Regions from separate parts of the Homo sapiens genome. Here region 1 is linked to region 2. Evidence: chromatin loops called from intact Hi-C (ENCODE). Cell type or tissue: mammary epithelial cell. All regions are shown on one strand. Links, peaks and the distances in the headings refer to the core of each region. The heading gives the core; the rest is flanking DNA. Region 1 overlaps NFIB (nuclear factor I B). Region 2 overlaps NFIB (nuclear factor I B).

Region 1 (10,663 bases), core at 989-8,988, 120 kb after region 2:
CTGGAGCCTGGAGCATAATTTTGCCCCTAGGTCTGAAGGCCTGGTAAGAGCAATTTAAAGGGGTGTGCTCAGTAGTTGGGCATATTTCCTTCTATTTTCTGTGAAACTGTTCATGCCTTCTTCAAAACTCAAAGCAAAATTTCAAATTAGCTTCTCCTCCTTAAAATATAGTAGTCAATGGTGAAATTTGATGAAGAAAATGCAAATTTCCTCTCAGAACTGGTAGAAGAGAAAGATTACAATAAACATAATCCACTGTTTTCATCAGAAGTTTCTTAAAGTCTACAGAATATTCATCCTTTAAGCAACCCAGGACCCCAGAATCTGTTTCAGTGAAGTTAGACCAAGGAATAAAACACAATACCAAAACTCACATACTCTCTGATCACGATGTGAGATAAGAAAATAATAATCCTCATGCCCAACACTAGCTCTCAGGATCGGTAAGTCTAAGTATGTGTTTCAGCTCCAAAATTACTATTTTTTTTAAAACACGACTTGACTTTCCCAGACTCTACTTAGTTGACTTTTCACACTAAGTATCCCTAGCTTTTGGAAATTCTCCTTCCCTTTTCCTTTAGGGCACCACTCCTTTCTTAGGTCCAATCCTCTATTTCTGAGGGCTGCTTTCCTGTCTTGATGGCTATCTCCTTCTCTTCTGTTGGTCCCTTATATGTTGGTGATCCCAAAGACGATCCATCCAACTTGGCCATCTTCTTGTCTTTGTACATTCCCCCTCAGCAAACTCAGCTAGGTCCATGTTTACAAATACTACCCGTTTTTTGAGAACTCTGTATCTCCATATCTAGCCCTAACCTCTTCTTTAACTGCAAAACTCCTCCTGATGTTGCTAGTGCACAACCTTTGTACACTCTTGCCTCCCCGCAACCAATCCATATCTCAATTAATGGCATTCACAGCCATTCAGTTTCCCAAGCTGAAAATGCTCATTCCAGAAACCCCAACTCCCCAAAGCTTCACATTCAGTTGTCAGCCCAGACTCTATCTTCCTTTCAAGCCTATTTCCCCATCTCCATCCCAACTGGTGCTAAGTCCCTTATTGAGCTTCACATTTTTACCTCACAATAGCCTCAGCCTCCTCAGGCCATTATGATTCACTCTTCACACTATAACCAGACTCCATCCTCTGCATAGCCACCAGGAATCACAACACTTCACTCCTTAAAACACCTTGGTGGCTTCCAATTGCTAGCTAGGATAATCTACAACCTCCTTAGTACAGCATTCAAGGTGCTCCATAACCTGGCCCCAGCCTAGCCTCACTCTCACAGAAACCATCACCCTTTACCCTCCCCCTCACACCCACACCCAACTTCCTAATATTCTTCTTAACAGTCCTAGAATATGCCGTGCAACTGCAGGTCTGTGCCCTTGCTCATAAGGTTTCTATGCCTGGAATATCCCTTATTTGATGCAAGACAAACGCCTAATTCATCTTTAAAAGCTCTTGAATTTCGTCTGTTACAACCTTCCTGAACCTTATTGCCCCATCTAATGAGACCACCCTCTGGGGCCCACATGGTCTTGCTCACACTTTAGTGCAGGGCCCGACCAGTGCATTATAGTTGGTTGTTTATACATTACTTCTCTCCAAGATTGTGACCTCCTGTATCCCAACTTACCCTGAATAATTTTGGGAATCTATTTAAATGGCATACAAATTTATCTTGGATGTACTATCCATGAAGAAACTGAGACAAAGAGCATTAATTCCCAAAAGAAAGACAAAGTAACCTTAAAAAAAAAAAGTCATAATGAGCTATCAATTTATACAGGTAATTAACATTCAATATTCTGATTGTGACATATACAGATGATATTTATCCATTCGTTTATTTTTTTGAAAAGGACTGAACACCTACAGTGGTCCATGTATCATCCTTGGAACTCAGTCTACAACAGTCAATAAAAGATGATTTGTTCTTGTCTTCATGGAGCTTATGGTTTCATTTGCACAATGTTGACTTTCATTCACTTGCTAGCAGGTAAAATGTGCTCTCTATACAATTTACAAATAAGCAGAATCTGTAATCATTATATTTTGAAGATAAAATTGATACTTTTCACACACACACACACACACACACACACACACACACAAAGATTTAGCAGTGGGACAAACTTTTTCATTTAATTTTTGTTTATAGCAACTAAAACATGAGAGACTAAAAGCCACAGACTGCAAAAGCATTGTTTAGCTGTGATAAGCAGAATGTGTAAAGGTGGTATGATGGCACAACAGCTATTGCAGCATGAAATAATGAGACTATAAAATAATGAGACCACAGTTTTAAAATTCTCCGACTTCCATTATCTTTCAGAATAGATGAAAGGGGTCTACTGACTAGTTCGGGAGCTGAAGAGTCAAATACTATTTTAGGATGAAAATTACTTTGTGGTCACATCCCATTATAGAATATTGATGGAGCCACACTACATGAAAGTCTCAAAAGGAGTACTGAGAGAAAACATCGTTAAGAATTGGTTTTCTGCTACTCAAACCCATCCTCAAGAAAAAACAAAAGCTAATTTAAAAAAATCATCACCAAAGCAAAGTTTCTAAATGGAATGACATAAAAATATCGGTTCTACGTTTCTTGTCTTTTAGAAAAACGACCCATATGTGTAGTATTTTATATGGTTTTCTCTAACGTATCTGAGAAATGGGTAAGCAAATCTATGCAAAGAGATATCATGGATTGTGATGTCATATTTCTTATGAAAAAAATCACCTTCACAATGTCAATTAATACCAAATTTAGCTTTACAACTCCATGAACTCTACCATTTTTTAGGTTAGCTGAAAACGATCTATTGACTAGCTTTGTGAGCTGAACAGTTGAATGCTACTTACATAGAAAATTATTTCTTTCACTCCATAAGAATAATTATCATGGCGATCACACAATTATTACAATTACATCTGTAAGAACTGTTACTGGGAATTTATCTCTGAAACAGTCTCATGCCTTGCAGGGGACATTTATCTTTTTGAATGATCATCAACACGAGTGTCTTTTTGTAGCTATATAAGTGATTTTTACCTCCTTCTATTAATATCCTCTTGCATGCTTTAGAAGCCAAAGGAGACAGCCCCCACATTTTTTTTTTCCTAAAGCAATTGTTTCAGTTAAGCCAGGCCCATGGCATCTTTTGAGACAGAAAGCTACCCTTTCCATTCACGGCAACATAACATTCACAATGTGCTTTCCTAAATGGATGGAAAACCCCTCAAAAAAGCCCCTCAAATCTGTGTTTCATAAACTGTACTCTTAGCAATAAAGTTTATTACAGACCTAAAGTATCTGCATAAACCCGGTTAATTGAAAAGTGGGTGGAGAAGGCTGCCAAATTAAATGTTTACATTAGCACAGCTGTATTGTAAAAACATTCTGCCCCCTGTGCTTTGTAATTATAAGATATTTCTGGACTGTGTATCTCTACAAAGTTTATCTCCACTGCCAAGAGTGTCTTGGCACGGAGCGACTGCAGTTTTTGGCAGCCAGGAGCTCTCCGCGCGGGCAGGATCTAAAATGGCTGCCAAGCGGCCTCCTGAAATGTCGCCGGCCTGGGCCCGCCTCACCAAGGGCAAAGGCCAACCCTGCTACCAAGGCAGGGTCTAAAGTCTGTCTCACAGGAAGTCAAAATGTGTATTTCCCTCATAAATAAGACTTGGTACCACAACTTTTGTGTTGCAGTAGTTAAAGCTGCTTGAAAAACTAACTACAAAGGAATATTGGAATACTACCAGATAGAAAATGGTGACAAGGGGTCTTTTACGAAATTCTGCTGACCTCAACATTTCAATCACACATAATGCCCGCAATATTTTCTGCTGATTAAAGAAACTCATTTAATTTGTGGGGAAAAAAAAATGTTAAAAAAAACCTCAACAAATTCTGACCATATTAAAACATACTACAGAGAAGCATAAGCAAAGCCAACACTTTCCCATTTGCAATGGCATGATTTTGACATAAACTTATAATCTCTATCAAAGCATACGTGTATGAAAAATGAAAACCAAAAAATTAATTTGTTTTCTTCTCATCCTTTAACAGGCTATGTTTGTCTTACAACATTAAAATAACATTAACAAAAGAAAACCTTTTCATACCTTTCTATGGCACAGGCCTCAAAATTTGAGGAATGATCTCTCTTTTCCCGCCGTCCACTGCCCAAGATGTGGAAAGGAAAGAAGGCCAAGGGGAAGAAGGTGGCTCCGGCCCCTGCTGTCTTGAAGAAGCAGGAGGCCAAGAAAGTGGTCAACCCCCTGTTTGAGAAAAGGCCTAAGAATTTTGGCATTAGACAGGACATCCAGCCCAAAAGAGACCTCGCCCGCTTTGTGAAATGGCCCCGCTATAGCAGGTTGCAGCGGCAGAGAGTCATCCTCTATAAGCGACTGAAAATGCCTCCTGCGATTAACCAGTTCACCCAGGACCTGGACCACCAAACAGCTACTCAGCTGCTTAAGCTGCCCCACAAGTACAGACCAGAGACAAAGCAAGAGAAGAAGCAGAGGCTGTTGGCCCGGGCGGAGAAGAAAGCGCCGGCAAAGGGGACCTCCCCACTAAGAACACCTGTCCTTCAAGCAGGAGTTAACACCATCACCACCTTGGTGTAGAATAAGAAAGCTCAGTTGGTGGTGATTGCATACAACATGGATCCCATCGAGCTGGTTGTGTTCCTGCCTGCCCTGTGTCGTAAAATGGGGGTCCCTTACTGCAATATCAAGGGGAAGACAAGACTGGGACATCTAATCCACAGGAAGACCTGCACCACTGCTGCCTTCATACAGGTTAACTCAGAAGACAAAGGGGCTTTGGTTAAGCTGGTGGTAGCTATCAGAACCAATTACAACGACAGAGCCAATGAGATCCGTCATCACTGGGGAGGCAATGTCCTGGGTCCCAAGCCTGTGGCTTACATTGCCAAGCTCAAAAGGCAAAAGCTAAAGAACTTGCCACCAAACTGGGTTAAATGTACACTGTTGAGTTTTCTGTACATAAAAATAATACAAATTTCCCTTCAAAAAACATCTGAGGAATTAACTATGTCTGTGGCATAAAACTGAAAAAAACCGAGATCAGATACATAGTCTCTGTGAGTGAGTTCCAAGGGCTGACCAAAGGAACAAAAATTGGAAGGAAGGGAGGGGAGGGGAGGGGGAAAAAAGAAGGGAGGAAGGAAGGGGGAGGGAAAGCAGGGTGGGAGGGAGGGAAAGAAGAAAGGAAGGGGAATGAAAACGTGGGAGGGAGGAAATGATGGAGACACTGCATGGAACTAAAAATACATACTGATTTGTTCATAGTAGGAATATAAAAAACACTTGAAGAATTAAAAATACTTCATAAGTACACCTTCATAAGTACGATATATACACAAGGTATATATTGTCTCTGTCCTTTTTTTCTCTGTTAAACTTAAATCCCAGCTAACAGGCTATGTTCACAGCAGCCAAATACTGCATAATGAGGTCAGTGGATTTTTCTTTGAGACTGTTCCGCAAGTTTAAGCTCAGGTTGAGAGACACATTAGGCCTGGTGTACTCCTGTAATCATCATTGGCAGTGATTACTGTTTGGTAATCTAAGCTTCAACTGAATCCAACATTCTTGCCTCTGCTGAAAGATAATTCAGAGGTGAAAGATGAATTCCATAATGCTGACACAAACTGGTGGTATTCATCATAGTGCTTATTCACTGAATGCCCATTCTAGCTTGAATTATATGTCCACACACTCAGCAGAGCCACACCAATATTGTTTACTTAATTTTTTTAAGTCTCCATTTTAGGAGAAGAAAATCTAATGTCTCTTTAATCGTATATTTTGAATAATGTCTATTCTCCAGTAGTCACCTGAAAAACACACACACACACACACACACACACTTTTCCTGGACCTTTTTACAGCAGAATAATTTCTCAGCATTATTAATTATGTTTCTGCGTAAAAGACATTTAGGGACTTTTATCCTTTGTTTAATTAGTTATCAAAATAATCAGTCACACAGCTATTTAATAATGGGCCACTCTTAACAGACAGGTGAAACAGAGTGGTTGTGTTCAAAAAATATTTCTAGTTCACTAGTAACTTACTAACTCTCTCTCTCTTTTTTTTTTTTTTCTTCTTTGAGATGGAATCTCACTCTGCCACTCAGGTGCAGTGGTATGATCTCGGCTCACTCGCAACCTCCGCCTCCCAAGGTTCAAACAATCCTCCCACCTCGGCCTCTTGAGTATCTAGGACCACAGATGCACCTGGCTAATTTTTTTGTATTTTTGGTAGAGACAGGGTTTCACCATGCTGCCCAGGCTGGTCTCAAACTCCTGAGCTCAAGCAATCTTCCTGCCTCGGCCTCGCAAACTGCTGGGATTACAGGTGTGAGCCAAGCACCTGGCCCTTACTAACACTCTTAAAACTTGAGCTAATTTCTTTCCTTTCATGAGATTTTATGGTCTGACACTGCTGACTTATTACCTTTTCTTCCTTGAGAGTTTCCAAATACTAAAACAACAATCTGCTCAACAAACAGAAGAATTCGATAAATGTTGATTGACCATCTAGTACCTGCAAAGAGACCCTATGCTATCATATACAGAGTTATGAGATTCAGACAACATGCTTTACAAAAAAAAAAAAAAAAAAAAAAAAAACCTAAGGGATGGTTTCAGATTTTGCCTGTGTCTTAGTTTCAGTCATGTTTGGTATATATTGCCAAGTAGCTATATTTTATATCCCCAACTAGAATACAAGTTTTTGGAGATCATGCTCTATGTCTTACTGACTGCACAAGACAGTGCAACGCATATAAAATTGTCACCTACAAATGAAAGGATTCCAGTGAGGCTAAATGGTGATTAGCTGTGTAAAACCCCACTATTCCATACATTGTATGTGCTTACAATGTTAGCTTATCCTCCTCTTAGCAGCAAATATCTTCTAGGTGAACAGTAATAAAATAATAGTAAGGCTAACAGTCATTGAGTATTTGTTTACATGTCCAATACTGTTCTCAATATTACGGTATCCATAGATTTCGTCCTTGCGATAACACTAAGGGATGCTATTATTATTCCCATTTTCAGATGAGAAAACTTGCCTAAGGCTATCCAACTAATAACTGAAAAAGCCAGGAATTAAACCCAAGCCAAACTGACCCCAGAATCCAAACTAAATTACTGTCTTCCCAAATTAGAGGTGTCACCACTGGACAGAAAAAGAGATACAGTCCAGGTAGAGGTTGCACCTCTGCAATTACAGGGCTCCTTAGTCAATTTTTTCTAATTTTTGACACATACCTTCCCAATTTTCCTGGCAAAAGCCTCCCTTGAGTGGAGGCCACTGACTGTGGGGAGTTTATGTTGTGGTTTGGTAATGTGTACAAACTGGGAGGAGGATGAGACCAGAAAACCCCTTTTGCCCATAGCATGCCACAAATTGAGGACTAAGTCAGTGCATGCTGCTGACAGGCAAAGGGCCAGCTCGGCATGAGCAGCTCCGTGCAGGGACTGCATGTGACACCAGACACCATTTTCAAAGCCACTACCTTCCTCCTTCCCCACAAACCTCTTCATCTCCCACCAAAGTCCTGAAGCTTCACCACAGGATCAAGTAATCCCCCTCTAAGCCACATCTCGTAAATGAGAGTCTAATTTCTCCCACGTGTCATTTTTCACATGAATGTTACTACGGTCTTGGCTGTACTTAACCAGAGTTCAAGGTCTGATGGTTTATCTACAGAGACAACATGACCACAGAGAAGAGCCCGTTTCCATTGCCACCTGAAAGACAGATCCACCAACACAATGTTCACCACTTTCTCACACAGGGCTAAATGAGACTCAAGGAAAGAGCCCAAGGTCAAACATTTCCTTGGTTGAATTTAGGTGGTGGGTTCCCATACAGAGCACAGCACCATCAGATTCACAAGGCCAAATGCCTCAGCATGATGACTTGAAAAGATGACAAGCTGCACACAATGTTCAAAATCTAAATTCAAAGGTCACTTCCCACTCCCTAAATAGTTTTATACCCCAAAAGTCATTTTAGAATCATCTTTCCACTTTTATTCCATATTTGTAATCTGATTTTAATGACCTCAGGGTAGGCCATTTTTTTAAACTCCAGACAGGTTCTAATTCATCTATACAACAAAGCAATACGTGGTGTTAAAAAAAAGACTAAGAGAGTAAATCGATACGTGTTCAGTGTAGTGGCAGTTTAGATTTTTTTTCTTTCAATTGGCAATCCTTCCGACATCAAGGTTAAATTGTACTAAAAAAGAAAAAAATTACACCTCATTCCAAATTTGCTAATTCAAGAAGAACTGAATTATTCTCACGTCTACTTGTGGCAAAACAAGAAATTACTTTATGTCTCAAATGTGAGTATGAATTACGACTAAATTCATAAAAACAGACGTGACTTAAGTTTTTATTTTACTACTTTGAAGTTGTAATGTGTTCATTTTCCTGGTATTTTTACTTAAAAGAGCTTTTTTTTTTTTTTCCTTAAGGACTCTTCACAAGTACTTTTGATAGAGTGGTATAAAATTATCCTATTCCAATGACCATAATATGAAAATCATTTTGCCAAAAAACATCCTGGAAGTTTCCCTCATTTTAGGTACTTGGGATTATTCTCATAAACTGAGGACCATTCAACAATGTTTTGAAGATATACAGTATTCTATTCAGAGGACAAAGCATATATTCAAAAAAATGCAAAAATATTCATCTTTTCTCAAACAACTCCAGTATTAAATTCATCTAGACCCACTGATTCACTCAGTCTTTTTTTTAAGTTTAGTTTCCAATATGATATTATTTCTGCCCTCATCTCTTCCTTGCAACACCCCACCCATAAGGGAAAAGAAGAAACAGTCAGAGATGAAAGAACAACAAAAATGTACACAAAAATGAAATGTTTTCTGATAAGTAGCATGTCAGAGTAAACAAGTTATTTTTTTCCACTATCACTTTCTTACATGATCTACAGCAAAATTATGTTGCCTCTGTCTTATGAATCATCAATACATCACAGCCCAGCCTTTTTCATATATAGTGGGAAAAATGCTGCAGATTATAACTACTGTTTCTGACATGGAGATATTTTTAATTCATTTTTATGACATGCTTATGTTCTTTTCATCACTGAATAATTGCTCGTTTCCAATACTAAGCTGGTATTTCTTTAAAGTTCACGTAATTGCACTACTGGTAACTTTAGGATTTGGAAGGAAAAGGATCACAATCGATAAGCAAATGCAATGACGGGCACTGACAAAGACTCAACATTTATTAGAAGGCAATTGCTAGAGAATGTGGCTTTAATTGTGCATACATATTTTTATTCATTAAGATGAATAACCAATAAAATCCCACACTATGGTGTCCCAGCCTCATAACACATTAATAAAGTTTCTTAAAGGTTTTGGCAGGGGGCCAGCACAGTCCATTAACTCTTTGCAAGTTGTAAAAAGAAGTAAAGTCATTTCAGTTTGTTTTGTGGTTATGAATGAAACAGCAGGCAGCCTGTATGGAAACGTCACTTTGGATATGGTATTGGTAATGGACGCTTTGCTGCGCAATCAGAACAGTGTGGGGAGAAGTTAATGCATCCTACCACAACCCAAGCCCAGACGCACTGAAAAGCTAATTTACTTAAAAGTGGAGGGAAAAGAGCAGAGGACTACAAGTTTGGAAGATCTATTTATTTTGCTAATAGGCTGTCACACTGCCTCTGGGTAAACTTGCCCACTGTGAAACCCAAAAGTACAGGATACATTTTAAATGACTAGAACTGCTTTTCCTGATTATTTTTTTTTTTCCTAAAAAAAACCTGGTTGCTTAGGCATTCACTTGGTGAGGGCTGGATCATAAATTACAAAAATGCTTTTTATTTAATACAAGAAGCAAAATTCTATCCTTTCTACGTTTTTGTTTTACATACTTGAATTAAGTCATATAAATAACTACAACAATTGGTAGCTATGTATTTGTCTCCGACTTTGCCTAACAATTTGAATTGAAGCGCTACACATCTCCCCAAAGCTTTACAATGCCATCTGTTCTCATTTTTCATGACACTACAAACATTTTCCTTTGGAAAAAGGATTCTGTATTTTGCTTCCTTTTTAGAATGAAAACTGGAAAACTTGAATGAAACTAAATATATAGAGAGGCATCCAAGTTGTACGTGTAAAGTAGTAAATGTAGAGGGTATTTAAAACATTTTTTGTGGTTAAGATCTCTACCCTTTTCATCTGTTCCACTCTAGAGATAAAAGTTCTTTTTTACTTTAAGATTTTTGCAAAAAATAATTCAAAACTTTAAAAATAACGAAAAATGAACTTAAAAAGTGATTAAAACCCTTGAGTTTGAGAACACCAAAAAAAACAGAATTGCTTTACAAATTGTTTTTGGCACTTCACTTACGAAGAAAATACGCTAAAATGTAAGTATACATACACACATGTGCACACTCACACAAACACACACCCACACCCCTCCATTAATCCCTAACCAAATATAAATAGCATCGTTAGTCAATTACTTCTGATGGTTAAAACCACAAATTGGTTACAATGATCTGTCACTTTATATGGCCAAATAATAAAACTTCAAGCAGAAGAGATGA
Region 2 (10,663 bases), core at 943-8,942:
TGATCTCTACCAGACCAATGGGTTTGTGTCTTCACAGGTGAGATTCCAGAACTTTCTGGATTTGGTGGTATACCTTTTATTCCAAACCTCAAAACATATTTGGGTATTTTTCTGCTTAAATAATAATCTTCTATGCTAAATTTTTATAAGGACATAAAATTAAATGTGCTTACAAGTTTAATTAAGTTAATTTTACAGATAAGAGTAGATATAATTGGAACTTCTCAGGAAAACTGAAGATATACGTATATGTTGTATTTGGGAAGGACACAAATGTATCAGAAAAAAAGTCAAGAACATTTAAGAATTGTTTCATCTCTACTGTATTCTGTCTAATCAGTTATTCAATTAGTTAAGAGCTAGCTATAATTCTGTGATGATTGTGGAGCTACAACTAAAATGTAAAATTGATAGGTTTATAAAAAAATTTGTGGTCTTAATTATTTCCTACTACCCAAGAATGTTATTTACATCTTTTTTTATCTTTTGGGTTTTCCCCCCTAATTTTAATATGATTCTTGCTTTTTCCAGGTTTTGTTGCACACATTAGAATATTAATATTTGGGTTCATTAAAGGGGGTTGATTACCTTCTAGTTTGTATATGTTTCTTCCAAAAGAAGAAAGCAAAGGCGACTATTACTTCCTTTCCCTTCATTTACCCTGCCTATGATGTCAATAGGATAGAAAGTACAATTAAAATTAGGTTTAACCCTACACTTCTTAATATGTGCGTTTTTCTGAAAACTCTGGAATGGAAAAGAGTGCTTATGTTTACAAATAGGGCGAGATATGTTTAAGTTATCATTATCTAATCTGAACACTAATTTGGAACTGATTACTTTGCTGGGTTATGAAACAATCTCAGCAGTTTCACAAATAAAAGTCCACAATAAACCCATATACTCCCACTTCTGCACTTTCTTGAAATCCAGTTTACATTGTCTTGCCTAGAATATGCTTTAATAGAAGTCAACATTTTTTGGCATAGAAAAATCAACGATTCTCGATTCAGTCAGTCTTCTGTTTAATAAATCAAGCAATAATTACAAGGCAGTTAAGAAATGGGGATATTTAAATCTACTGGATAATTTGGTAAGGTACTGGAAACACCAGGTTGTTTATGTGATTTTTACAAATAAGACAAAGAAGTGAGGTAGAAATGGATATTGTGCTGAAATTTTATTTTCAAATGTTTTAATTTGAATTTATTATGCCAAAGTTCCAACATCGTCATTCTTTTTTTTTTTTTTTTTTTTTTTTTTGAGACAGGGTCTTACTCTGTCACCCAGGCTGGAGTGCAGTGGTAGTGAAATCTTGGCTCACTGCAGTCTCAACTTCCCAAAGCTCATCTCCCACCACAGCCTCCTGAGTAGCTGGGACTACAGGCACATGTCACCACAACCAGCTAAGTTTTGCATTTTTTGTAGAGATGGGGTTTCCCCATATTGCCCAGGCTGGTCTTGAAATCCTGGGCTGAAGTGATCCACCTGCCTTGGCCTCCCAAAGTGCTGGGACTGCAGGCATGAGCCACTGCTCCAGGCCTGTCATTTCTGTTATTTCTCTGAATAGGTGTAAAGGCTTATAAGTTTTGCACTAACATAGAAAATTTTGATTCTGCAATATTGGATAAAAATCTGAGAAAGAGTAATTGGGAGAAACATGTGTGATAAGTACATGGTGGATTCCCTTAAAATTCTGTCTCTTTCTGGAAAGAATCTCTTTTCCCTCTGTACCTTGTGGGGTGCAGGTACAGGACACTGGTAGAGGTGGTGGGGATGGATCCAATAGAGCCATGGGCCATAAAACAATGCAGATCCCATGCATTTTCCTCAACAGTCACATGTACGAGCGGCAGTGAGGGCGTTCTGTAAAATAACAAGCCTCGTATGTAAAGGCAGCTCATGAGCTGCCTACAGCTCCAGCTGTTCTTGTTTAACATAAATGTCCCTTTCCAGGTCATCACAGCCTCTACCCTCCCATTGTTAACGCTGCCTGTTTAACCCAGTTATGTGGCGTGCCCCACCTCGTCTGTATCCAATTGTGTTTCTAACTCCTACAGCAAACAAAAACAACAACAAAAAAACAAGCAAGCACCAAGAAGTCTTCTTCATACGTACACAGAGGAATCATCTGTCTTAAAAAAATGATAGTGGCAATAACTTCATGCAAGGTTCCCCACCACCACTATGCCCTTAAGTCTATTATTCAGACCCTAGTGTGAGTGATTTCAATCCAATCAAAATCCACCAGTACAGGTACCCCAGAGTGGACATTTTGTTGATGTGGAGGAAAGGACCACTTCGGAACAAGAGATAGTGTGAGCATCATCGTAGATGCCAACTCAGAGTGAAAATGGCAATTTTGGACAAAGGACTAAGGATGGAATAGTGGCATTTGTGACCTGATGAAAGAGGAGTGAAAGACAATGCAGAAGAGGGGATTCCACAGAGGGAGGTATCCTGAAAGAAACAAACAAACAAAAAAAGTTTTGTTTCCTTTCTCGGTGGGAACAGCTGGTGTGTCCTGTAAAGACTCGGTGGGGCTCCTTGGTGTGAAGTTTGGAAAGTTCATATCTCAGCTTATCCAGTCTCTCCCAGTCCATTGTAGATTCCACATCCTTATCCAGTCCTCACCTTGGAGGGGAGAATGGAGTGTCAGGGAAGGGAAGGGAGGTGAGCCACTGCCCTCTTGCCTTGCAATTCCTCTTCCCCAGCTGCTTCGGTTTAATACCCATGACTTTCTCCATTTGAATACACGTCTATTCCTTGCAAATCCTAAGTGTCTCCTATAAAATAAAACTACTTGGAGAATTAATACACTTGAGAAATCAATGCTTTTCTCTCTTCACAAAGAAAAATACTGACAACATCTGAAGGGAAAGAAGGGAAAGTAAGACCACGTATGGGCATGCAGTTTCAGAAACGGTGTCTTGGAAGAAGTCTGCTGGAATACCTGTCAGGAAAATTCTGCTGGCTGACACAGAGTTAAAGCTAAAAGGGAAAGGAAGTCATGATCTCTGAACAGTAGCCATTCAATTATTTTTTAATCACAGTAAAACAAAACAAAACAAAAATGGCCAATAAAAATAATTCATGCCTTTATGTTCTTACCCCCAAAAAAAACGAATGAATCCATTCATTCCTGACTCATATATGTATCACATTGCCTAATAACATGTACCAGACACTGTGATAAAGGCTTTACATGTGCAATCTTATTTATCCTCTTAATAGTCTAATGAGACAGGTACTGTCATTAATATCTAATTTTACAGATGAGAGAACTGAGGTAAAGTTTATTTATTTGCTACACAGCTAGTCAGGGTATTTTCAGAATTTGAAATCAGGCAGTTTAACTTAAGGCATGGGCCTTCAATTGTTCCTGTGTATTCTTCCTTTGTAACTGCCATCTTTCTTTGATCCCTAAATATCTTTTTTTTTTTTTTTTTTTTTTTTTTTTTTTTTTTTTTTTTTGAGACAAGGTCTTGCTCTGTCACCCAGGCGCTGGAGTGCAGCGGCAAGATCATGGCTCACTGCAGCCTCAACCTCCCAGGCTCAGGTGATCCTTTCACCTCAGCCTCCTGAGTAGCTGGAAAAACAGACATGTACCACCATGCCTGGCTAATTTTTGTATGTTTTGTAGAGATGGGAGTGTCACCATGTTGCCCAGGCTGGTCTTGAACTCCTGGGCTCAAGCAATCCATCCGCCTCAGCCTAAATCTTGATCTCTGCCAATAGAGCCAAACGTTTTTAAAAAGGCAAAAATCTCTCTATAGGTAAAAGTTTTATTTCAATGATAATATTCTCAAACATTTCTTAAGAAATGTCTTCATTTTCTAAGAAATCCAATTACTGTCTCATACTTCCAGGATTCTCCAATTTTTTTTTTCCAGGATATTATAGTCCATCAATTTCCATACGACTCCACACACAGTGGTGGAAACCAGGGTGGTTTGGGGACATGAAAGAAACCTCAGCCACAAATCAGAGTTGGTCGGATCAGGCAGTCAGATCTGTCTCAGCAAGTCTTTGGTTGGGATAGTCAAATTCCAGGCATTTTTATCTCTATTTTCAATGAAGCTTGCATTATTTTTGCTTCATTTATGCACATCACTCAGATGGATCACAAAACCATTTAAGCTCATTCCTTTTCAATTAGCTATTATTGAACTCCAGCTGACTCCATTCAGAAATGCTGCTTTCAGTGAGGCTGGATTTGGGACCCGGTCCTCGGTTTTAGCCCTTGTGTATGTCTCCCTGTGAAAAGGGAACATCACCCCTGCTTGTGTTGAAAAGTAGCACTGCTTCTTGGAAACACAAGATGCTGCTCCTTTTCAGGCATTTGCAGGAAGAAATTGCTCTCCTGCAGTATTCATGTAACCACTAAACCCACAGCCACAGGGTGTCCCCGGGGCTTACCTTTTCTGTTCAGTGTTTGATGCCCTGTGGTTTTTCTCTCACAGAGACCACAGTCCAGTCATCATGGCACACATCGTCTTCAACGTATTGCTCAAAGGCCTTTCTCAGAGAGTGAGGTCTGCGATTCTATAACTGCACTTTCTTTTTTTTTTTTTTTACTGTCATTGTTTAGAAAGCTTGGGATGACTGTATTTATTAGGAACTGCAAGGAAGGATTATATAGATATACACAGATATACGGTTAAATATTGAACTGAAATATTAACTATCCCAGATGCTAATAATTAAATCAGTGCTACAAAACCCCCAAAGTTAAGGGCCAAGATCAATTTCTGGGACACTACTGACCCAACATTAATGTAGGCAGAACAGCAAGGAGACGATGAGGAGAAAAATAAAACATGAGGCCAGAGTCTGTAGCATAGCTCATTTTATTGTTTAAACAGTTTTTGCATAGGAAATATATCCGCTTCCAGTAATTGACTGCAGTATGAGCAGCTGCTAGCAGTATAGGCTGGATATAACAGTAACAATCACATTAAGTCAAGCTTGATTTACACCAGTTTAAAACTTGTGGCAATTGAGTTCATTTGCAACCCACAAAAAGTACCCAAAGAACGTTATCCTCCAACCGGGCACAATAAAACCTTCACTAACATTCTGGCCCAGTCTGGGGTTGATCCCAGAGGCCTGAACTCTAGAAATTAAGTAACTGTCGTATAATACATCCTACTGCTAAAGGTTTGTTACATGGAGATTGTGCATGTGCCTCCTTTTGTAAAAAAATTTAATTAAAATACAAGGTTCTGTATTTATGGCCCATGAGGACAAAATGCCAAAAGTTTTAAAATGGATCAACCCTGGTGTGTAGCTAGCAAGCAATAACTGACTACTCGTCACCTACAGTTGTACTAAATGTATCTAAAGAAACACACAGTCCTACAAAAGTTGTTCTCAGAGAAATATCATTGAGGTGGGGGCAGCTCTTCCCAGGATGCTAAAAGTTCTATATGATATAAGCACAAATTAACAGCTTGATGAAGACATAATCTACTGCAGCTTTGAGAAACCTATGCCTGGGATGTAGTTACCCCTCACATTCTACAATGTTGTAGAGATTTTTTTTCCCAAGAAAATGTCATTTGAAACATATTTACAACTGAACTCAACAGAGACTGTGAAATTGAACAGGCACTGCTCATTTGTTTGAGTTTTTTGGTAAACATTTTGCTGGTTTTTTTTTTTTGTTTGTTTCTTTCTTGTTTTGCATCAACTTTTATCAGTCCATGCAACTTCAATGCCCTCGATGAAGGATGCATAAAAAGCCATACTTCTTAAAAAAAAAAAAAAGAAAAAAAAAGACTTCCTTCTGCATAAAGAGATATATTTGCCACATCAGTCCCTGTAGCACAGTTTTCAAAACCATTCTGTCAAAAATACAGTAATACAAGACTGGCTTTAGTGTCACTAGCTTACACTGCTTTTCATGTATTTAGGCCACCTGTTGTTCCTGGTACTGTATCATGCAATAAGTCATCAAGGGCTTAGTCTAGTGTACCGGTAAGCTAGTGGCACTGAAGCGCTTTTCACAATCTCAACATACATTTGAATTGCAACACACAGATATTTCTAGAGTATTAACTAGTGAACCCTTTTATTATTAAAAAAAAAAAAAAACTACTTACAACCATTGAAGAAAAAATTGCAACAAAAAATGTAAAAATTGACCGTCTCCAACTTGTCCCCTTTACTATTAACAATGTGACCAACAGATCTGTGGCACGGACACAGTACAAAGAGTTGTCATGGCAATGAGTTTGGCTGATGCAAAGGTCATTGTGCAGGGTCAAAGGGCAAAATCAGTGGTCCATGTTACCCCCCAACTGCAGGGCTCCACTCCACCCACACAATTTTAGGGAATTAGAAAAAACAGGGGAACTACCAGAAAGTGCAAAATATGAAGAAGGCAGCTTTCAGCTCCTTCAGCATGGAGTAGAACATTCATTTTTGAGCTTTTACTATTGAACTTGAATAGCCTGCACATTAAAAAAAAAAAAAAAAAAAAAGTTTTCTATAGAAACCCAATTTCTTAAAGTCCAGAAAGCATGCAGCTGGTTAATGTTAACAAAAGACCTTGACAGGAACATGTAAACTATATTGAATGTCATGCTTGGGGCCTATCTGCCAGCAATATTGTAGAGTTGTTTCATTAAAAATGAATACTGTACACTGAATATGGGATAACTTTCTGCAGCCTTCATCATTTCACACAGTACATAGAATTTGAATCTAGGTAAAGAACATGTCCTGCTGTCACACCGCTGAAGATGTCCCTGTGCAATCTCTTTCGTTGAGTCCTTATGAAGCTACAAGTCACAAATCCAAGATTCTGCTCCCTGAGGACACGTTATGTGAGACATAGCACTGTTTTAGTTTTCTGCCTATCCTGAATGCTCTGTGAAACTTAACCTTAAATACCATCACGTAACAATCACAAAAACTTTTGCTAAAGGCCGTATATACTAATAAAAAGACAGTGGTGCTTCGACATTCTGAAATGCTCTGGAAACCAACTTTTCCAATACTAAATACAACAAAATAACCTTCATAAAATATAACTTTTCTCCATTTACACTTTTTTAAAGGATTAGTATCCTATGCTTTTCAAGCACAGGAATCTGTGAAATAACTCCTAACATGGACAGATTTTCTTTTTAATACATAACTTAAGAGACTGGAGAGTTTTAACTCAAGTCCAGTCTCTAAACAAGGAATATTCTTGTTTACTTTAAAAATGGAAACAACATATAGTTCCATTATAATTGTTAAAAAGTTAGCTTTACAAACATGGGAATTTTAATTTAAAAAAAATTCTTAACAAAACTATACAGTGTACAAATTACTGTCTACAAGGTAGGCGGTTCATTAAGAAGACCTTTCGCTCTTCTCGCTACTTGCAGCTTCACAGATTCATTCACATATTTTTTAATGGAGCTGCCCACCCGAACATTACCCGATAACTATATTGCTATAATTAAGATTTTTGCCATGTCTTTATGTACAGTCTCCTTCACTGCCTTTTATTTTTTTCCTTAGACAAGCCTCAAATGCTCACGTCACTCCAGGGGTAACACGCTTCAGAGGCACTGTGAGTGGTGGGTGGCAGGGCAGCACACAAAGGCTGAACAGTGCCACGGAACTGATGGTTGGAGACACCACTCCCTACTCATGCCCTTGGGTGACCTTCGCCATCCTGAAGCTCTGCAGTTCTGGGTAAGGGAGGGGCGTGCAAGACCTGCAAAAGTGGGGCCCTTCGTCAGAATATACTTCCTGGTACACGAGGAGGAGGCCGAAAAGTTGATTTGAGATTTTATATATATAGTAGTACTTTTAATAGTTTTATCTCAAAAAGGAAAGAAGAAAAAATTGATTTGAAATAAAAAAAGCAACACTTGAACTAGGCCTTTGTATTCAAGAGGCAGGCAGGAATACCCACAGTGTGTAACTTGGTTAGCTAGAACTGCTCACTGGCAAAAAAGAGAGCGAGTCTGCCTTTAAAAAATACTGTGTGTCCTGTGAGGTTCATTTGTTCACCTAATAGGTCAAAGATACATGAAGAGCTTGGCTGAGATGATCTGTTTGCTACCAGGGCGAGTATCACAGAAATGATTGGACTTACTTTTGAACTTGCACTGCTAGGATCCCGCTGTGCTGTTCAGCATTTGGGCTATCAAACTGAATGGGCTAATCAAATACAATTCTCCAGCCCATAAGCATTGTTCTAAAGTATTCATTATTAAATGATATGCTGTGAGAACAATTGACAGTTTATTTTATTAGGCCATGGCCTAGGGGAAGGGGGCCAGGGGACTCCTTAAGACAGCCTACCATGTGTCACCAATTCTGAAAGATTTTCCTTCTAGTAATGAATACACTCAATGGGACTGGGCGGTGAGGGAAAGGCAAAATAAAACCAGCCTCCATTCAGCCTCTAGCCCTCAGGGGAAACGAAATCAAATATATAGTTAAGGTACCATTCCTTAAAAAAATCCCATCAGCATCTAATGGGTTTAATTCATCCACAGGAAGATTAATTGCTTAAAATTCTATATTTCCCTTCTGCTCTGGTTCTCAGTTTTAAAAGGGGAGATAAAATGAAAACAGGATTTACTTTTTTGTTCCTTAAAAATTGAACTTTGATTTTAATCTATCAGTCCAAATACATTCAACAATAGCAACCCTCTGTTCAATCTTCTGGATATTAAAAAAAAATCCAAGTGCACTGCCATCCATTTGAAGTAGTAAGTCACAGGTAAATCATATCCTATCATTAATGAAATGAAATGGGGACGAAAAGTGGCAGAAAAGGAATACGGGAGACTCCCTCCAACAGGTCTAATGTGTTTTCTAGGAGAAAGAATATTCATGTGTTAAACTCTCAAAAGTGTTAAACATCCAACATCCCCTATGTGGACATTTCAACAAATATTTTTGCCAAATATGAGACAGGCTCACTCTCCACTGTGGATCTGGAACTTTCAAGAAAAACTATCACCAAGCCAAGTCTGCCTTTTTAAGCCAAGTCTGCCTCCAGGAGAATTTGTTGTGTTTGCTTGTTCTTACTATTGTGTTGTTATGAAAACCAGTAATGAGTTCAGCTTGCAACCCAGGTGGGAAGTTAGAGAGGGGAACCTGTGTAAGTTGAAGTTTGTCACAGTAGGCAGAACAGTCGCTTTGCAGCCCAGGCCCATCTCAGGGTGCACTGCTTCACAGCTACACTGCAAAGTGTTAAAAATCCTCCCACCCACCCCAGAATATATATATATGTATATTAAAAAAAATCCCCTGTCCATCTCTCAGTACACAAAAGGACCTCATCACACTGCAAAAATAGCAGTACCCACTTTGGTCAATTAAAACAAACAAACAAACAAAAAAGCATACATTATTTTTTTTTTAAATCTGTGTACTTACCTATAATAACCAATACAGCTAAAAGCACTACCTACATAGGCAAAACTTGGTATTGCATAATTCGTATAAATTTGAAACCCCTCCCCCCCAAATATTAATTGGAAGATGAAAAACATGAAAGGTTAATAGAAAAAAACACCAAAATACTGAAAATATTGCTGGTCGATTACAATTTTTAAGCGGCAACTATACACAGCCATGATATGCTTTATAAATGTGAGATAAAGGTATAACTGTCTAAAAAATCCATGATGTCACACATTTTTCTTCGTCTGGAGTACAAAATATTTTGTCATAAAAATGGTAAAGATTTAAAATGATAATAAATGCAGCAAAACAAGTGTAGTGATGTCACTTTGTTGTATTTTTTTGTTTTTTTTTTTTTGTTTTTTGTTTTTTAGATTTCAAGGCAAGGCACGTAATGTGGACATTATATCTTCGTGCAAATTAGGATTACTGGAAAGAGTATTTTTAATTAAAATTTTAAGAGACATAGAGGCAAAATGTGTCTGCCCATGCACACTATGGATCTGTCAATACAAGAAATTTGTTGAACAAGGCTAATGTCTGAAAGCACCATGCAAGTTTTCAGCACCCTGATTACATTTGTTTTCTCAAGAGTGCGTTTTTATATCCTACACCCTGGCGTTCCCAGTTTGTAAACTGTAAGCTTTACCCTTGTGACATGGATTTGCCTGCCTCTTTGTCTCTATAATGCAGATTTTATAGAACCTTTTGTACACCCTATGGGTTCTTGATGCAACCAGTAATTTTAAATAAATAAATTCTACCTCCAAGGAGGCTGCAGCTAAACCAACATAAGTGCTGTGTTTTCATTAATTTTATTTTTCTCAAGCACATGATTTGTCTTGATTTAATGCCTTTTTAATGCCCTCAAAAACTGAGGGGAAAATAAATTCGTTCAAAATTATTTTAAATTCTTTTTAATCCCCTCAATTTAGAGTCCAAGGGCTGAAGGACTTATAATCATGATTCCCCTTTAGATATAAATTTATAAATTGCACTTGCCTCTGTTAAGTGTTTCTTTTGTGGGGAAAATATTATATTAATTTTTACTGTTGCATGCAGAGAGAACACTTCACCTACATAGAGGCATTTCTTCCATAGAGCCTTTGTGTTCAAACTGTTTTTTTCCTTTTTTCTTTTTTTCCTTTTTTTTTCATTTTTTCTTTTTTTAAGATTTCAAACTGGGTTACACACTGGAAAAGGCTGGGTTAAGGGCCGAAATTTAATAAATCTGTACTGATAA

Evidence for each region. Hi-C counts contacts between places; a loop is a spot of excess contacts. Peaks named below come from ENCODE experiments on the same cell type or tissue, not always from the same donor. Only the 100,000 strongest peaks of a DNase experiment are listed, where the experiment ranks them.
Region 1: it touches region 2 in a loop (2.9-fold over the local background); 5 of 110 quality-filtered maps call a loop at or near these places.

What each region holds. Positions count from the first base shown.
Region 1 is chr9:14,200,044-14,210,706 of GRCh38, forward strand. The region is part of intron 2 of NFIB (nuclear factor I B); the gene reads right to left. It also overlaps the pseudogene RPL7AP47. Among named protein-coding and RNA genes, the nearest start is that of NFIB, 110 kb to the right of the region's middle. RefSeq lists an enhancer at 4,445-4,944. In mammary epithelial cell, for the core only: no CTCF peak of the experiment used is centred there; a DNase peak (open chromatin) is centred at 5,648; H3K27ac peaks cover 2,251 bases.
Region 2 is chr9:14,077,016-14,087,678 of GRCh38, forward strand. It overlaps NFIB (nuclear factor I B), which reads right to left. Exons shown (of 11, transcript NM_001190737.2): 11 at 4,833-10,663. Among named protein-coding and RNA genes, the nearest start is that of LINC00583, 150 kb to the left of the region's middle. In mammary epithelial cell, for the core only: a CTCF peak has its summit at 4,351; DNase peaks (open chromatin) are centred at 4,056 and 4,436; H3K27ac peaks cover 1,332 bases.